2 separate regions of the Mus musculus genome follow, and region 2 is linked to region 1. The links are chromatin loops, found by intact Hi-C in ENCODE. Cell type or tissue: left cerebral cortex. All regions are shown on one strand.

Region 1 (8,000 bases):
GTCAGGAACTCATTGGCTGCCCTAATGAAGAGAGACTGAAGGTAGACAAACTTTGCGTGGAGGTGTTCTCAGCTCTGTTTCTCTGTCTTCTGTGTAGACTCATTCTTGGGCCAGTTTTCTAGAGTCACAGCTCCCTAGCAAGCCATAACACCTCTAGGATTCCTTTCTGCATCCAACACTTTCCAGGGGGCTCTGAGTTTCCTCTGCTCTCCATTCTCATCATCATTCAGGCGCCATGGTTGGCTGCTCTGCTCCACACTAAATGAGGTCTGTAGAATCACTTCCCTGAAACTGTTCAGACACTCAATGGGTTGAGGGGAGTGGATACAGAGAGGGGACCCCAAATACCTAACACAAGGACTGAGGACACTTTTGTAGGTTTTTTTTTTTTTTTAAAGACTATAAGATAGACAGGATTTTTGCCATCTGAAAAGAATCCCCAGAAACAGAAGTTGAAAAGCAACGGGACCGGTTTAAGAATTCTAAATAAGCCAGGCATGATGGGAGACATAGGTCGTCCCAGCATTTGGTGAGATTGAGAGAGGAGGGCCACTTAAGGCCAAGAACTTACCAGCACTCTGTATACTACAACAAGACAGGGCTCAAAACCAAACCAAATCAGACAGTCACAGATGACAAACACTCAATCCAAGGAGCATTTGTGAAGTGGGAAAGCCGCCCATCCCCCAAGCCCAGGGATGATAAATACCAAATCTAGAGAAAACATAGGCAGACATTTTGAAACGAAGTGGATGGAAGGCTGAGGTAATGTTGTCACGTGACTGTGAATGGCAACGAAGAGTCTGATGCCTCCAATCGAAAAGATGGGAAAGTGACCCAGCATGGGAGGGGCTGAAACGCAGGTGAAATGTGTAGCCTTATCACGTGTGTGGAGCTAGAAGAACTCAATTATAACAACAAAACAATAACAACGACAACAACAACGAAGTATGCACAGAGATGGGAAAGCCAGGGAACCCTTGTCTAAAAGAAGGCATTAAAAAAAACATGGTAAGAAAAGATGATATGAAAGGAGATTTGTGCCCACTGATGAGATAGATTGAGTTAGAAGAAACGCGGATGAGGACACAGGAGTCTGTGGCAGATTTAAAAACACACAGCTATGACAAATACCAAGAAGGAGATTCTCTGCTCTCAGAATTTAAACACGGGAAACGGGGAACGTGTTTTCTGTTAGAAAACGCCTCTGAGAGCATCACCACGGCGAGCACCAAGACACTAAAATCCCCAGCGCTGCTGTTACTTGACTTCAGCCACAGAGCAGCTGGGTTTGCTTGTTTGTTTTCTGTGTTGCCCATGAGCAAAATGGGAACCACCTGCTCTGTTCAGGATGGATTTAACAACTCCTTTCCCTTCTAGTCTAGGTGGCTCCTAGGAAAGAGGGCTCCGCCTTAAACTAAAGAGGCTTTGGGTGTCTAGTCACAGCAGTTTGATTGGCAGCTTTTAAGAAAAGATAAGAAATGGAAACAATACGACTATTTGAAAAATCTAAGCTTCAAACACAACGTTATAAAGGAACTCAGCCTTGGTTCAAGTTGCCTCAGGACACTGACCTTGGCACAGAATTTTGACTGAAAATTGGTTCCAGACATGGAAGGATCTGATACACAGGCACTGTGTGGAAAATGAAAACTCCTTCTAGACATTTTTTTTTAAAACCTTCCATTTTGCCTTCAAGGTTGAAGGGGTCAAACAGATAAGAACTATGTGGCCGTAAGGAGGACTTAGTCTTGCCCACAAAGTTGAATTTTTCCAACTAGCCCTTCTCCAGGCACACAAATCTCTTTCTACTAAATTCTCCTAGTTGTTTTAGAGAACACTTAATACCTCTCTACTTCAAAACCTTTAAGAAGGTATCTTGACTGGTTAGCAGAAGACGACCTCTGCTTCTTTCTTTAAAAAGCAAAACGGGGTTTTATGATATCCATTCCTAATATAACAATCACCTAGGGAATATTTAGCTTGGGCCGGGTGCTATGCTTGGTATTTTGCATACAGCAAATCATTTGTTCTCTTACAAGCTGCATAGTGTTATCTTATAGATGTGATGGCTTGAATAAGAATGGCCTCCATGAGCTCCTATGTTTGAGTGTCCAGTCACGAGGAATGGCACTGTTTGAGAAGGATTAGGAGGTGTGGCCTTGTTGGAAGGAGTATGTCACTGGGGCTGATTTCATGGTAAGGGGTCATCACAACATGAGGAACTGCATTAAAGGGTTGCAGTGTTAGGAAGGTCGAGAATCACTGCCTGCGAGGCTGTTTCAGAACCAAGCTGGCACACTGCGGAGCTGAGTGTTGAGACCACGTGTTCTAGCCAAAAGTCACACCTTTTCTCACTACCATTTCTATTTTAAAAGCTAAAAGAACTTATTCACATTCACAACTGAAATTCCGACTTTAAACATTTAAATAAGTAAATGATATTTTAAAATATTGATAGTTAAATACAAATACATTTAAAAAAAATCAATGTACACCAGTCCCGGGTTTACTGAAATATATACAGAGAACAGACAACAGAACTACTTTTGTCTTAGGGTTTCTATTTTTGTGAAAAGATGTTACAAGTCTTTTTTTTTTTTAAGATTTATTTATTTATTATATGTAAGTACACTATAGCTGTCTTCAGACACTCCAGAAGAGGGCGTCAGGTCTCATTACAGATGGTTGTGAGCTACATTGTGGTTGCTGGGATTTGAACTCAGGACCTTCAGAAGAGCAGTCAGTGCTCTTACTCACTGAGCTATCTCACCAGCTCCTGTCACAAGTCTTATAAAGAAAAATAGTTCATTGGAGCTGGCTTACAGTTCAGAGGTTTAGTCCATTATCATCGTGGCGGAGAACATAGCAGCACACAGGCTGTGAGGCTGGAGAGACAGCTGAGAATTCTACATCTTGGTGGGCAGGCAGCAGGAAGAAAGAGACACACTGGACCTTACGCTTCTGAAACCTCAAAGCCCACCCCCAATGACACACTGCCTCTAAAGAGGCCACGCCCACTCAAAATGGCCACACCTTCAAATAGTGCCGCTTCCTATGAGCCTATGGGGCCGTCTTCGTTCAAACCCACCACAACTTCCATAAATAGCTTTGCTACACATGATAAGTTTTGACCTTAGACTGTAGGGACAGATAGTTTGACAGAAAAACAACAGGTCCAGTCCTTAGGCCCCTTCCTCAGAGAAACTCTAGTGGACCTCAGGAGTAGCAGAAAAAGGACAATCGCTTGCTGAAAAAAAGGGAACATGAACTACCCTGCTTCCTTCAGTGAAAACAAACCAGAAGCCCCTCCCGTAAGAAGTGCAGCAAGCTGCGGAGGTAAAGCAAACAGATCGGAATCGTGAATGTAAGAATTGCTGGTATTTAGAAAAGCTCACAGCAGGCACCCATGCTTTCAAACTCCTGCCGCAATCTGGGGGAGATGTCAATCACTACTTGCACTGTTTTTCAACAGTCCTTGGTGGACAGAGAATCTGGCTGCAATTACGAGCTTATTTTGGATTGGGCCCAGCATACGACATAAAAAGGCATAAACCAGGCCTGTACTTTGTCACCGGAGGGGCCTTCCTCAACTCTGCCTCCTCCTACCCCCCCTAACAGGGCCTTTGGCAACGTAAGCGGGAAATTTTTTATTGTCGCAACGCGAGGGTACTGGCATCTATCAGTTAAAGTCATCCTAACCCCCACCAAAGAACTAGGCTATTAACAGCATGATGTTGCGCCTGGATGAAAGGGGTGATCGATTTGTGACAGAGGGGAGTAGTTTTGGTCGCTGCCTATTGCGGCGTGGAGGTCACCACTCTTCAAATACTAATTCTTAGGGCAACCCACTACTGATGACAGAGAAGTGGATCACCAAATGTCCTAGAATACAAACCAGATAGAGATGACATTATTTTGCTTTTTGTCTAGAACAATAATATGTCACCTCAAGCCCAGATTTTAGGTCCTTTCTGCTGTCTTCGCCGGCGAGACATCCCTGGACTTTTCGGACAACTGCAAACAATTGCAAACTGAAACCCGAAGCCTTTTGGCGCCAGGGTTTCTGCGTGGGTTGTGGGTTTCTTCCCCCCTCAGCAAAGAGTGGTGGGGGAAAGCAAAACACTTGGGGAATGAGGTGTTTTCATAACGTCATTTGTTTAGTCTAGATGAGGAATGCAGCTCTTTCGCGACAGGAAAGCTGCGGATTCCAGAAGCCGGGATTCTGACCAGAGACTATCCTGCACCGGGGAGTCCTGCACCCCGGAGGCTAACATATGGCGTTTGTGCAGTAAAGGGTGGCGGGAATCCCACGGGGCGACACCGGATCTCGCTGGCTCCGGGCCGATCCTGAGTGCTCCGGACGTCCCGGGACCGGCGGGTAGGAGCAGCCGGAGACGGTGGGAGACTCGGACGCGCGGGAAGCCGCAGGAAGAGGCGGGATTCCGGTCTTTTGTCTCGGGGCCAGAGCTCGAAACCCGCAGCGGGAGCCCAGCTCAGCGGGCCGGGCGGAGACCATCGCACACCCCGAGGGGCATGACCGATGATGGGCGTGGCGAACAAGGCCACGCCCAACATAAGTCTTTAAAAGCGGGCACACGCGCTCCCGCCAGTCTCCGGATCCGCCCGCGGCTTTCCTCGGTCAGACCTCGTTAGCTCCGCCCGCCGCGTGCTCCCTCCTCCCACTCGGGTGAGTCCTAGGAAGCCTGCAGCCCCGCGGTCCCTGTCATCTCCACCCCTGCTCCTGACTATGCTTCCACCCGTCCTCTCACTTCTGCCCCAATGCGGGGTCCACTAGCACACCTGCTGTCGCCCCCAGACCATCCCTGCCCTGGGACCTCATGTCCTTGGGGCAGGTAAATCATCCCCTGTGACCTTTAATTTTCCATCCTGTTCTCTGGGAGAGAGGCGAGCTGGGAGTTTCTCGTGGCCGCCAATGCCTCTTTTTGTAGCCCCAGGCTCCCTCCCAGGGCTGATTCTCCCCTTCGGGTAGGAGGGGTTAGAGGCTTCGGGGCTCCAGTGCCCCAAGGGTGTGTCTGCCCAGCCCTGACGACCTTCTCGGGAATTGGGTGGGTACTCTGGGGTGGTGGGCGTCTCCATACCCTCTGAGCTCCAGTTCTCCTGTGGCGAAACGGAGCTCCTGGCCATCGCCTTTGTTCGGTGGTCTCTGCCCACCCGGCACAGAAGGAACCATAGTGAAATTCTAGTTGAACATTCCTAGCTTTTCCTGGTGCTTTCTACCTTTAAAGTACAAACAAGGATACAGCATTGCTTGGTTCTGAAATTCTGCAACAGGTCCTAAAAGTCACAGTATGGGTTCAGAGCTAGATAATAGTTATAGGCATCCGTGAGGTAAGGGGTGAGGTGAGGGGAGAGCTCTTGAAACTTCTGCCCCCTTGGAAGCCAGGACTTTGAACTTTATTTGTTTACCTGATTACTTTTTGAGTAAATATTTGGTTTGACCTGTTTTGTTTGAGTCGCATACATTTTTACTTTATTAAATGCTTTTCAGTTCGGGGCGGGGGGGGGGCTGGGTGTAGTAATTTTTTAACTTGGGCAGCGAAAATAGTTAAATTATTGACTTTTTCAATGCGTGCTTAATCTCTACTTACATAAAACCAAAGAATCCAAAAAGGAAGTGATTCTTGTACCCAGATTCTTCAAGAAAGATTTAAACGGTAGATTTCAAAAGAGAGACTCATACAATCTCAACACTGCATACAAGTGACATTTGGGACCCTATTCTCTGCCATTGCCTTGTAATTGTTACTGATAATTCCTTCATTACTCCTCAAGGCTGTTTGACCCCACTTTTTATAGCCAGGTTGCCATAGACGTATACATCCCATGAGTCTCTGGAACACTGTTTGCTTAGTTATCTTGAATATGTTGGAGCACACCTCGGTGCTTGTTAACTGAATAAAGAAGGCGGGAACAGACAAGGCCCCGTTGTGGGGAGCAGTAGATATTTATTAACAGATTTCAGCCAACGTGGTGTTTTTTTTTTTTTTTTTTAACACCATAAATTGTTAACAGATTCCTCCCAATCTTGTTTGAAAATTTTTGGCTGATATGGAATATGCTCAAGAGCATGCTAAAATCAGTACTGATTGGAGGGCCATCCTGGTGAAGTTGCACAGTCTTGGACTTGAGGGAAATTGTATCTTTATTAAAAGATAGCATAAATGTTGGTATCAAGTAGGGGGACAGGATACTAGGTCCAGGCATAACTCTGTCAATACATAGCTTTGAGAGCTCAAGCCTTTGGTTTCCATTTTCCTTCTGTTACAAATGAGAGGGATGAATGAGATGGACATAGGGGACCCTCTAAGGGAGAGGAGGTGTAACATGGGAGGGCAGAAATCAAGTCTAGAGTGTCACTCCCAAGTCAGTACCCCTTGGTTTGGTGCCCCTAACACGTTAACACTCTCTGGTCTCAGCCTTGTGAAATAGGTCTAATAGCATCCTTGCTGGGGTGGTGGGGGAGAGGGAAAGGGTGTGTCTGGGTAGGGTGTGTGTGTAAGGAATGCCTAAGTACAAGGTACAACCTTAGGGATATGTATGTGGTGGGTTGCTTGTGGTTTTAGATAACTTCCTGCGCTTTCTGAAACTTGGAGTGAAATGGTTCTTGGTGGGAGTCTCTCCAGAGAGAGGGGACTTCCACTTGAACATCCCCCAGCCCTTCCCTCCATCCTCAGACCTCCCGAGGTTTCCTCAGGACTCCATCACTGCCTGGACTGGAATTTGCTTGCCAGCTCCTGGGTCCTGTCGGTTGGGTAACACCTAGGGAAGGAATCCTGTTTGTATGTCCCAGGCCTCTTCTCCAAACCTGTGGCTTCTTGTTGTGTGTTGTTTATAGTACTGGGCTTGAACCTAGGACCTCGTGAATACTAAGCAAGGACTCTGAAGGGAGCCACAATCCACCCTTTTAATTTTTTTCATTTTGAGACAAAATTTTGCAGTTTCCTAGGCTGGCCTTGAACTTTAGACCATCCTGTCAGAGTCTCCCAACTAAGCTGGGATTACAGACCTGTGCCTGGTCCAAAACGTTTTTAAATATATAAGAGACAGCACGTGTGACTGAGATTTGAAGGAGTTGAATTTCTTGCATTGAAAATCAAGATCTAGAGGACTGCTTCTCATTCTGCATTCTAGGGAAAGCAAGGCGCGGCTTCTGGCTGTTAGATTTTATTGTTGTAGGCTGTAGAGGGAGAGCCATAGTGTACTGTGTGTGAATCATTTGCAGAGACTTAGCCAGGTCCTTGCATTTTCACGAGCTCCTTGTGCCAACAGTACTAATTGCTTTTGCCTAGTAATAAAAGTTCAGACAGATTTGGATACAGCAAGGCGAAGGGCCTTGACAGTTAACTGTAGGAACGGTTTCCTGGTGGCTTCACAAAAGGAATGGAGAGAGAATCGAATCTAGTATAGCAAATGCTACGAATCTTTGGCATAGCCACAGGTGACAGTACTGCTATCTCTGTGGCTGCCAGTGAGCTCTATTGGTGTTCTAAGTCTCTTGTTTTCATAGTTAATATTTACCAGGTTTTCCAGCCATAAAAAATGAGAATCATGGCAATGCCTACTTACCATTTAGTTGTGAAGACTATATCAATAAACAATGTAAATGAATATGGTAAATATTACAGGAGTATTTGTCATTGTGACTACCTGCTATGTAACAGACACTATTGTAAGGGTGGTTTGCATATATTGTTTAATCTCAGAACAGCTTTATGATATAAATCAGCATCACTTTCATTTTTAAAATAAGAAAACTGGCAGATAAAATGTTATCTTTATCATTTGCCAAATACGCAGGAATCTTGGCATCTAAATCCAGGTTCTCCATGTGCAGAAGGTGAGGATGTTGAATTGTGTGAATAGTTCTGAAGTATCTGGTCACATTCACAGATTGCTGATTGCTCTGGGATGGGTTGGGTCCAGAGATTACCAAACTTACAGCATATCCGCGTTTAATTACAGAGTGTGACCGGGCA
Region 2 (8,000 bases), 110 kb before region 1:
TCCTCAACTTGGTTTGGACATTTCCCAGTTTTCATTTGCTTTCCCTCAAACAGTGAGCCTAATTCTTTCTCTCTCCTTGAAATTATTTAGAAAAACTGACAAAGTACTCAACAAAAACAGTGATACTGTTGTGGGATAAAATTGGCATCTTGGCATCAATCTTCTAGGACAGCAGACACCTTCCCACTCTGATAAAGCTCCCCCCTGGGAATTCAGACTAGTTTGCACATTCCACTTTAATAACAAAAACTCCCTCTCTAATGAGTTCCATGGAAGCTCTGGACATATTCTTTCTTCTTCCCTTGCTTGACTAGAAGTGGAATGAAGAGCCCTGGTGTTGGCACGGCCTGAGTGGCTGGTAGTTTGTTGTTGCTGTTGTGGTTGTGGTTGTGGTTTTGTTTTGTTTTGAATCACTTCTATTATACTTTATTGTTCTCATCTCTAGAGTGAGGAATTGAAGAAATATGACAAATTCACCTCACGAGGCCATTCCAACAGGCAGATCATGATATTCTAGACAATTTACAAAGCAGAGCAAGACAATCTGGAAATAGTTTGGATATTTCTCCATGTTGTCTTGTAGAGAGTCGGTTCTGCTGACCACAGAGAAAGGAAGAGGAATCCAAACTCACAGGTAGCATAGCTACAGGTTATCGAGGAGGGCCAACAAGAACAGTCCAGGCTGGCAGGGCTGCTGTTTTAGAAGAGGAGCTTGCCTCAGAGCTTGGTGACCTAAGTCAGAGCCAGATGACCTAAGATCAATCTAAATAAGTAAAACAACGTGATTTAAAAAAAAAAATCCTTCGGAGGCTGAGATAGGAGGACTGGGAGTTCAAGGCTAACCTGGGCTACATGATGAGGTCCTGTCTCAAAAGCAAAACAACAGTCAAGACCAATAAAAACCATCTTACCTTTCCATTCTGATTGCAGCTGTAGGGTTATTATATTATCATCTATATTTAGGACCATATATGAGAGACGTCTATATAGAAGATTGCATGGTAGAGAAAGAAAAGCTGAAAGGGAGGAAAGGCGAGGAAAAGATGGCAGTGTTTATTGAACATTGCATGCACAGTAAGAAATGGTCACAGAGTGCCCTTGGCAGAGAGTGCTCAGTGCCTTCTGAAACCCCGCTCTGTTTCATTCTAAGCCTCAGTTTTCCATCTCAGTCAAGGCAAAACTGAAGCTTTTGGATACGATTTCGGTGTGGGGTTGGGGCCCTTCCTCTTTATTAAGCTTCTACGGCATTCGTCCACTTTCTAGCTGGAAACTGGAAGGTGTTAGGTTAGTCTTAGATTAATTGAAGCATTCTGTGTCTGACACAGGAGATATCACTAATCGAAACTATCTAAGAACAGGCTACACATTGCAATTAATGAATAAATGTCACCAGTCAAAAATAATCAATGCCTGAGCAAAAGTTTAAACTTCATGCTACACTTTTGGAAGAGCTTTGAAAACACAAAACACACCAGATAACCCATGACAGGTCTCTTCCTGTCCCCTCAAAGGGCAGTCAATAGGGAGAAACATTAATTCCTCAGACAGGATGCTTGGATGATGGATGCTGTTCTTGTCTTCGCTTTCATTCTTCTTCCACGGAACTCTTAAGCTGAGTGAATTGATGCAGACAAGATGAAAGACACTACACGCATTGAAAGCTCTTCTTTTACTTTAGTGAAAATGTCCAATATGAGATGTTAGCACGGATTTGTTAATTATAGGCTCAGTATGTAACATGATCCACAGACATGGTCTGTCTTACATAAATGACACTAAAGGTCACCTCCGCATCCTTCTCTTCTCAAGTCCCTAGCAACATCCATCTTCCTCTCTTCTGACAAGTTTCAAATAGTGTTCCGTTATATTTCCTTTATCTGCTTACTCATTAAGGTTTGTATCACATTATTTTGTGTATTATAAACCTCTCAGTGATGACTATGGTCATGTCTTTCAAGAACCTAATTCTAGTGGTCATCTATACTACCCAGCTACAAACACTATGTCCCACAAAAATAGCCACTTGCCTGCAAGATATACTGGTACAATGGTGGCTGGCACAAAAGTTACAAATGTTATGGAAGTGGCCCACCACACTTTTTAAAGACCCACTCTAAAAGGTAGAATCCATACCTGAAACTGCTAAAGTGGCCAATAACCTGAGACTAGATAGGCCAAGGGGGGAAACCTAATAGTATTGTTCAACTAAAGGAACAGCATTAGAATGACTCCTGCATATTGCTATACTATATAGCAATGCCTCAGTCACCTGTCATTCGAGAAGCGTCTCTGTGGTTCCAGTTCCACCTCTCCTCTTGGGGTGCCCAGATGCAGCTGTTGCACTGGCTCAGAGAGGGCTCCCTCTCCTAAGGGTGTCACCCGACGCTATACTCCACGGCACACTAGGCTGGAGGGGTAAAGCGGTGTCCAGGACAAATGGCATCCACAGAGCTATGGTCCGGCAGGAATGCCAGAATAGCATTAAACCTTTTTAAAAATGGAGTAAAGACATTCGGTGGTTGGTGCAGGATCAGGTGGCTGTGGGCCTGCGTCCTGGGCAATGCTTAGCAACGTTGGGACTCTGAACAATGGGAACCTCGCTAGGCAGGCAAGTCAAAAACGATCAATGATGAGTGTTTCCTGGGAGAGAGACCTCCTCCAAGTTAAAACCAGGCTGTCTTAGACGATCCGTGGTGAAATATCTTGTGCTTTCTGTTCCACGTGGGCAGGGACTATATGAGTCTTGGGGAGTGGGGTGGGACTTGGGGGTGGAGGGAAATGCATTCTATTGGCTGAGGCTAACATGTTAGTGATGCTCTATTTGCATGGGGAAGAATGCTCAGAGATCCACAGCTAGGCAATGTGCAAAGAGTGAGATGCTTTGAAACATTCAGTCCCAAATGGGATGTCTTCATCAAACCCCTCATCTCAAAACTCAGGCATCTGGGATTGAAAGCCCACAGACGTGGCGGCTGGAGAGGGCTCAGCGGTGAAGAGCACTGACTGTTCCTCCAGAAGTCCTGAGTTCAATTCCCAGCAACCACATGGTGGCTCACCACCATCTGTAATGGGATCAGGTGCCCTCTTCTGGTGTGTCTGAAGACAGCTACAGTGTGTATTCATATGCATAAAATAAATAGATATACCTTTTGAAAAAAAAGAAAGAAAGGAAAGGACCAGAGGTGCTGGATGACCCCACAGCAGCAGTGCTTTCCAGATACAACAAGGGCTAATGCACACACGAGCTCACAGAGCCTGTGGCAGTATGCACAAGGAATACTAATGGAGTGTAGGTATATCAACCTCACTCCAGGGCAGGCACGGTGCCCAGTAGTAGTTATCCAACACAAAATGTTCTGTGTTGTGTAGTGTGTGTGGTAGTGGTGAGTGGGGCTTTGTTTCCATTTTTTGACATTTTACCTTATAGGTTAGTTTGATTTTTTTTTCCTTGAGAGAGAGAGAGAGAGAGAGAGAGAGAGAGAGAGAGAGAGAGAGAGAGAATGAATGAAGCTGGGCCTCTTTCACAGCCTTAGTGGGAGTATGTAAATGGTACAGCTGCTATTTTTACATGAAGTTTCCTACAAGAAGAAAAGTGTAGCCACATGGGATCCACGGTTTTATTTCTGGTATTTACCCTTTCTCACCTCCTTCCAGATCCTCCCTGCCCCTCTAGAGGAGGGGACCATAATGATCGAAATATATTTAAAATTTTAAAATATTTTTAAAACAAAAACTTCTCACCCCCTACACACACACACACACACACACACACACACACAATCTTGATTTTTAAATTCCCCCATTTTATTTTGCTCTATTGATCCATATGTCTGTGCCAGTAGTTTACAGCTTTAAATATTCTGCATGGGACTTTGAGCCGTAGAAATGGCTGAAGAGAAACGGACACCATGGACATGCTCACCTGGCTTCCGGCCTCAGAGGGAGAGCTTTCTGTAACTCATTATCGAACGTGAGGGTGGTGATGGCCATTGCTTATGGAGAACTCAGTGTGCACGCCATACTTGACACACTGTCTCATCTCATTTCAGCACTCTGTAAACTCACCATCATCCTCATGTATTAATCAGAAACTAAGATTTTGGTTCTTTAAATTACTCGCTCAGATCACAGAGCTGAAAGGCAGTAAAGACTACAGAATTGCCCTGCGATGGACCATGTTTTAATAATGGCTATAAATAACCTTAGCATCTGCAGGCTATGCTAGACGGACCCTTAGAATGCTAATACGCAGACCTTAGAGTCTGAGGTTAATCATAAAAGAAATTAACTGCCTCCAAGAACAAAGTCCAACACTCTTTTAAATACAGCAATATCCACAGCACTGGCCATTTCAAAATTTATAAGGTAAGGTGTCCAAGAAGAAAACTATCATGAATATGAAGAAACAGGATAATACAACCCATAAAGAGAAAGTAACCAATAAAAATAAATCTAGAAACGACAGATTAAAAGGTAACAATTTTTTAAAAAGTATTTTAATTATATAGAATTTAAAATTGTGTGTTTGTGTGTGGAGGTGGGGTGGGGGAGTGTCCACGTGGAGTCCTAGGTGTACATTTGCCCACAGAGTCCAGAAGAGGGCATTATATCCCCCTGGAATTAGACTTACTAGTGAGTTTTTGAGTGGCCTGACATATGTTCTTGGAACCAAACTTGGGCTCTCTGTAAGAACAGAACATGCTATTAACCACTGAGCCAGCCATCTTTCCAGAGTTCAACATAGGAATTGTATAAGCATTTAGTAGATGTAGACTCAATATGCTTTGGAATTTAAAAGATGAGCTTGGCTATGTTCAGGGTCAAAAGAAGAAGTAAGATTCAGGAAAAAAAAGTTAGAATAAACTGATGGTGGTGGTGATGATGATGATACAGGTTCATAATCCTTATCTATAAGATCTGCAAAGTTTTAAAACCCCAAAGTTTTAAAACAGTGACAAATTCAAGCCTAAGTTAGCCTGAGACTATTTATTACAGTAAGAGGTGTGTGAACGCTGACATGTCACTGTGGAAATATCAATGCATTTGATTTTGGGGTGCTGTAAATATTGCAGACAATGCAGTATGTTCACCTCATTTCTGTTTTGAAATACAAAATAAACCCCTCTGAATTGAGAAACACACATGGCTTTAGAGATCCCAGCAAGGAACCTGGGGTGCAACAATGTGATTAATTTGCCGTGAGGACCTCTAACATCCAAGAACCTATTCTAAGCGCTTTACATTTGTTCAATCAGTTGGCTTAATTAGCATAATTATAGTATTTCCAAAATCTAGGCAGAAAGGATCAGCCATCCAGGAACTCCTGCAGGAAAACCTAAACAAAAGCAAGCGCAAACAAACGAGGCACAGCCATGTCTGGAGAACTTTGGTTTTTCTTCCTTACTTGACCTTATCATCTCAGGATCCAAGGTCACTGAGAAAGACAAGCCCCGCACAGATGGGTCTACTGCATAAGCCAACAGGCTTCCAAGTTCTTAGCCTTCCTCATCAGGAGCGTCGTATGCACACACTCACAGACAGAGGCAAGGAGGAGAAAGCGCTCAGCTCTTCTTGGGCTGTGTTCTTAAGAAGCCACAGGAATAGAAAGAAGATATGGAAAAGAGAAATAAAATCGAAATTACGTTTCAGTGAATAATGACCTCGGTAGGCAAACTCACCTGTAATTCTAAACGGTTGCTTCTTGAATAGCAACTATGTATTAGGATATAAAAAACCACTTATACCAAGTGAAATTCTTCTGAGACAAGGATTCATTCTATGAAGTGCTGGCTGGCCTGGCATTCGCAGAGATTTACTTTCCCCTGCCTCGAGGGTACCAGGGTTCAAGGTGTGTGCCTACTAAGTGAAACTTTCATCTAAAGGGAGGGTGCTTTTTCTACAGAGTGCTGGTATTCATTGGTCTCAAAGGATAAGTGACTAAGGAAAGAAATCACATTTAATAGCCATGTTCATTCTTTTCTTTATTTGCTTCCTGCTGCACAGATCTAAATTAAATCAATGGGAAATGGACTTCCGTCTCCAGCTTGAACAGCAAAATACCACCAGTTAACCTAATATTCCATATTACTGCCTGGGTCACATTATGTAGAAGAGTCCCCAGTTAGGTGACATATTGCCAAACCACGCCAAGTCCAAGTTCGCAGGCTTCACAGCCACAGGTAAAACATGTCCTCAATTTACAGAGCTATGCAGGCAAAGATAAGATTTAAAACTGACAAAAGAATCGTCACTTCCCTTGCCCAACATGGTATAAATGATAGGGAATTTATCATAGTTGGGAGAGGAGGTGGCATTATCTTTACTCATCTAATTCTTTAGAACTAAAACAAGTCCATGGTGAAATTCATCTCTGTCATTCGATCCTTAACAGTGGTTTATACAAGTGAAGTATATATTGTTTGAAGATACAAAGCTAAATTATCTGCCTACGTTGAAGCAAGAAACACAGATTTCCTATTCAGTACATCAAAAGCAACCACTGACCCATCTCTTCTAATTCATTTAGCATAGCAGTGTACAAGGGAAAGCCCCAGAATGAACCATGACTCCCCCAACCCACCTGTCCCAGGGAGTGGCACTATTAGAAGGTGTGGCCTTGTTGGAGTAGGTGTGCCACTGTAGGTGCGGGCTTTAAGACCCTCATCCTAGCTGCCTGGAAGCCAGTCTGTATTCTGCTAGCAGCCTTCAGATGAAGATGTAGAACTCTCAGCTCCTCCTGTACCATACCTGCCTGGATGCTGCCATGTTTCTGCCCTGATGATTATGGACTGAACCTCTGAATCTGTAAGCCAGCCCCAATTAAATGTTGTCCTACATTGACATGAAACGGGAATTAAACATGATTTTCAGCTGTCATGTGGTGCTAAGAATTGAACGCAGGTCCTGGGGAAGAGCAGCCAGCACTTTTACCTTCTGAGCCCTCTCTCCTACTACAGCTGTGTGCATGTGTGCACATGCCCAGTGGGTGCACACCTGCATTCAAGGGTGGTTTTTCTCAGTTTTACCTCCCATTCCCTGGTGATAATGATGCAACTTTCCTCCCAGTAGAGAAACAGTATCTTCCATAAGGTGTTTTATCTTCTGCTTTTGGAAAGCCCTGAGTGTCAGATGCCTCTCTCACATCCACTGTTCTTTTCTGTGTGCTGGTAACTCAATATAATCCCCATGTCACAGGGCCATGCTCTGGGCTGGTATTTTCTGTCACCTTTAAACATTGCCCTAGGTTTTATTTATCTAGATTTGAAAAGGAAATGAACGCTTGAAGCACATGTATTCATCATATCTGATAAGATTATGAAAAGAACTAATGTATTCCACTTATGTGATCACTTGAAATTGCCCTTCAGTATAAGAAATCATTAAAATGCATCCAATTAAAAAAAATGTTGTCCTATATAAGAGTTTTCTTGGTCTTGGTGTCTGTTCACAGCAGTAAAACCCTACCTAAGGCAGGAGGTCACTGTTAGGTCTTGGGAGTCTCTGTCATAGTAAGCTTAAACCTTTAACGTTATATTTAGCAGATCTCTGACAAGATTGGGAGCTTGTACCTATCAAGTATATCTGAGACCATTTGTGCCTGTTTTTAATTATTTGTTTTAGGTGGTACTTGGCAAACACAAATATTATATTGTAACTTAATGACAGTAGCAAAAACAAGGCTAAACATGTCTTTAAGGCAGAGATCTTTAACTTTTAACGTTGTAAACTCTCAACTAATATTAAAACTCCTATTTACTGAGACAGGATTGAAACCATATGAAAATCTTATCTCAACTAAAAAGTGTCTTTGGAGAACTTTCTTTTAAAGTCAGGTTCTCAAGCAAGATGGCGGTGGAGTGGGGACGTCCCACAACAAAAGATGGTGGACAGTCATGTGATTGCCTTCAAGATGGCACTGAAGCCATAGCCAGGAATGTAACTGTTCTTAACTAAGATGACACTGAAACTATGGCTCTGTCTCTCTTGCCCCAACCCTTAGC

The links. Hi-C counts contacts between places; a loop is a spot of excess contacts. Peaks named below come from ENCODE experiments on the same cell type or tissue, not always from the same donor. Only the 100,000 strongest peaks of a DNase experiment are listed, where the experiment ranks them.
Region 2: a loop joins it to region 1, with 2.3 times the contacts of the local background. A loop is called at or near these places in 3 of 42 quality-filtered maps.

Annotation. Positions count from the first base shown.
Region 1 is chr10:110,915,565-110,923,564 of GRCm38, forward strand. It overlaps Csrp2 (cysteine and glycine-rich protein 2), which reads left to right and starts at 4,612. Exons shown (of 6, transcript NM_007792.4): 1 at 4,612-4,690. In left cerebral cortex, no CTCF peak of the experiment used is centred here; a DNase peak (open chromatin) is centred at 4,467; H3K4me3 peaks cover 1,668 bases; H3K27ac peaks cover 1,287 bases.
Region 2 is chr10:110,807,431-110,815,430 of GRCm38, forward strand. The region is part of intron 2 of 1700020G17Rik (RIKEN cDNA 1700020G17 gene); the gene reads right to left. Among named protein-coding and RNA genes, the nearest start is that of Gm36808, 13 kb to the left of the region's middle. In left cerebral cortex, a CTCF peak has its summit at 4,596 (motif pointing right); DNase peaks (open chromatin) are centred at 3,323 and 3,493.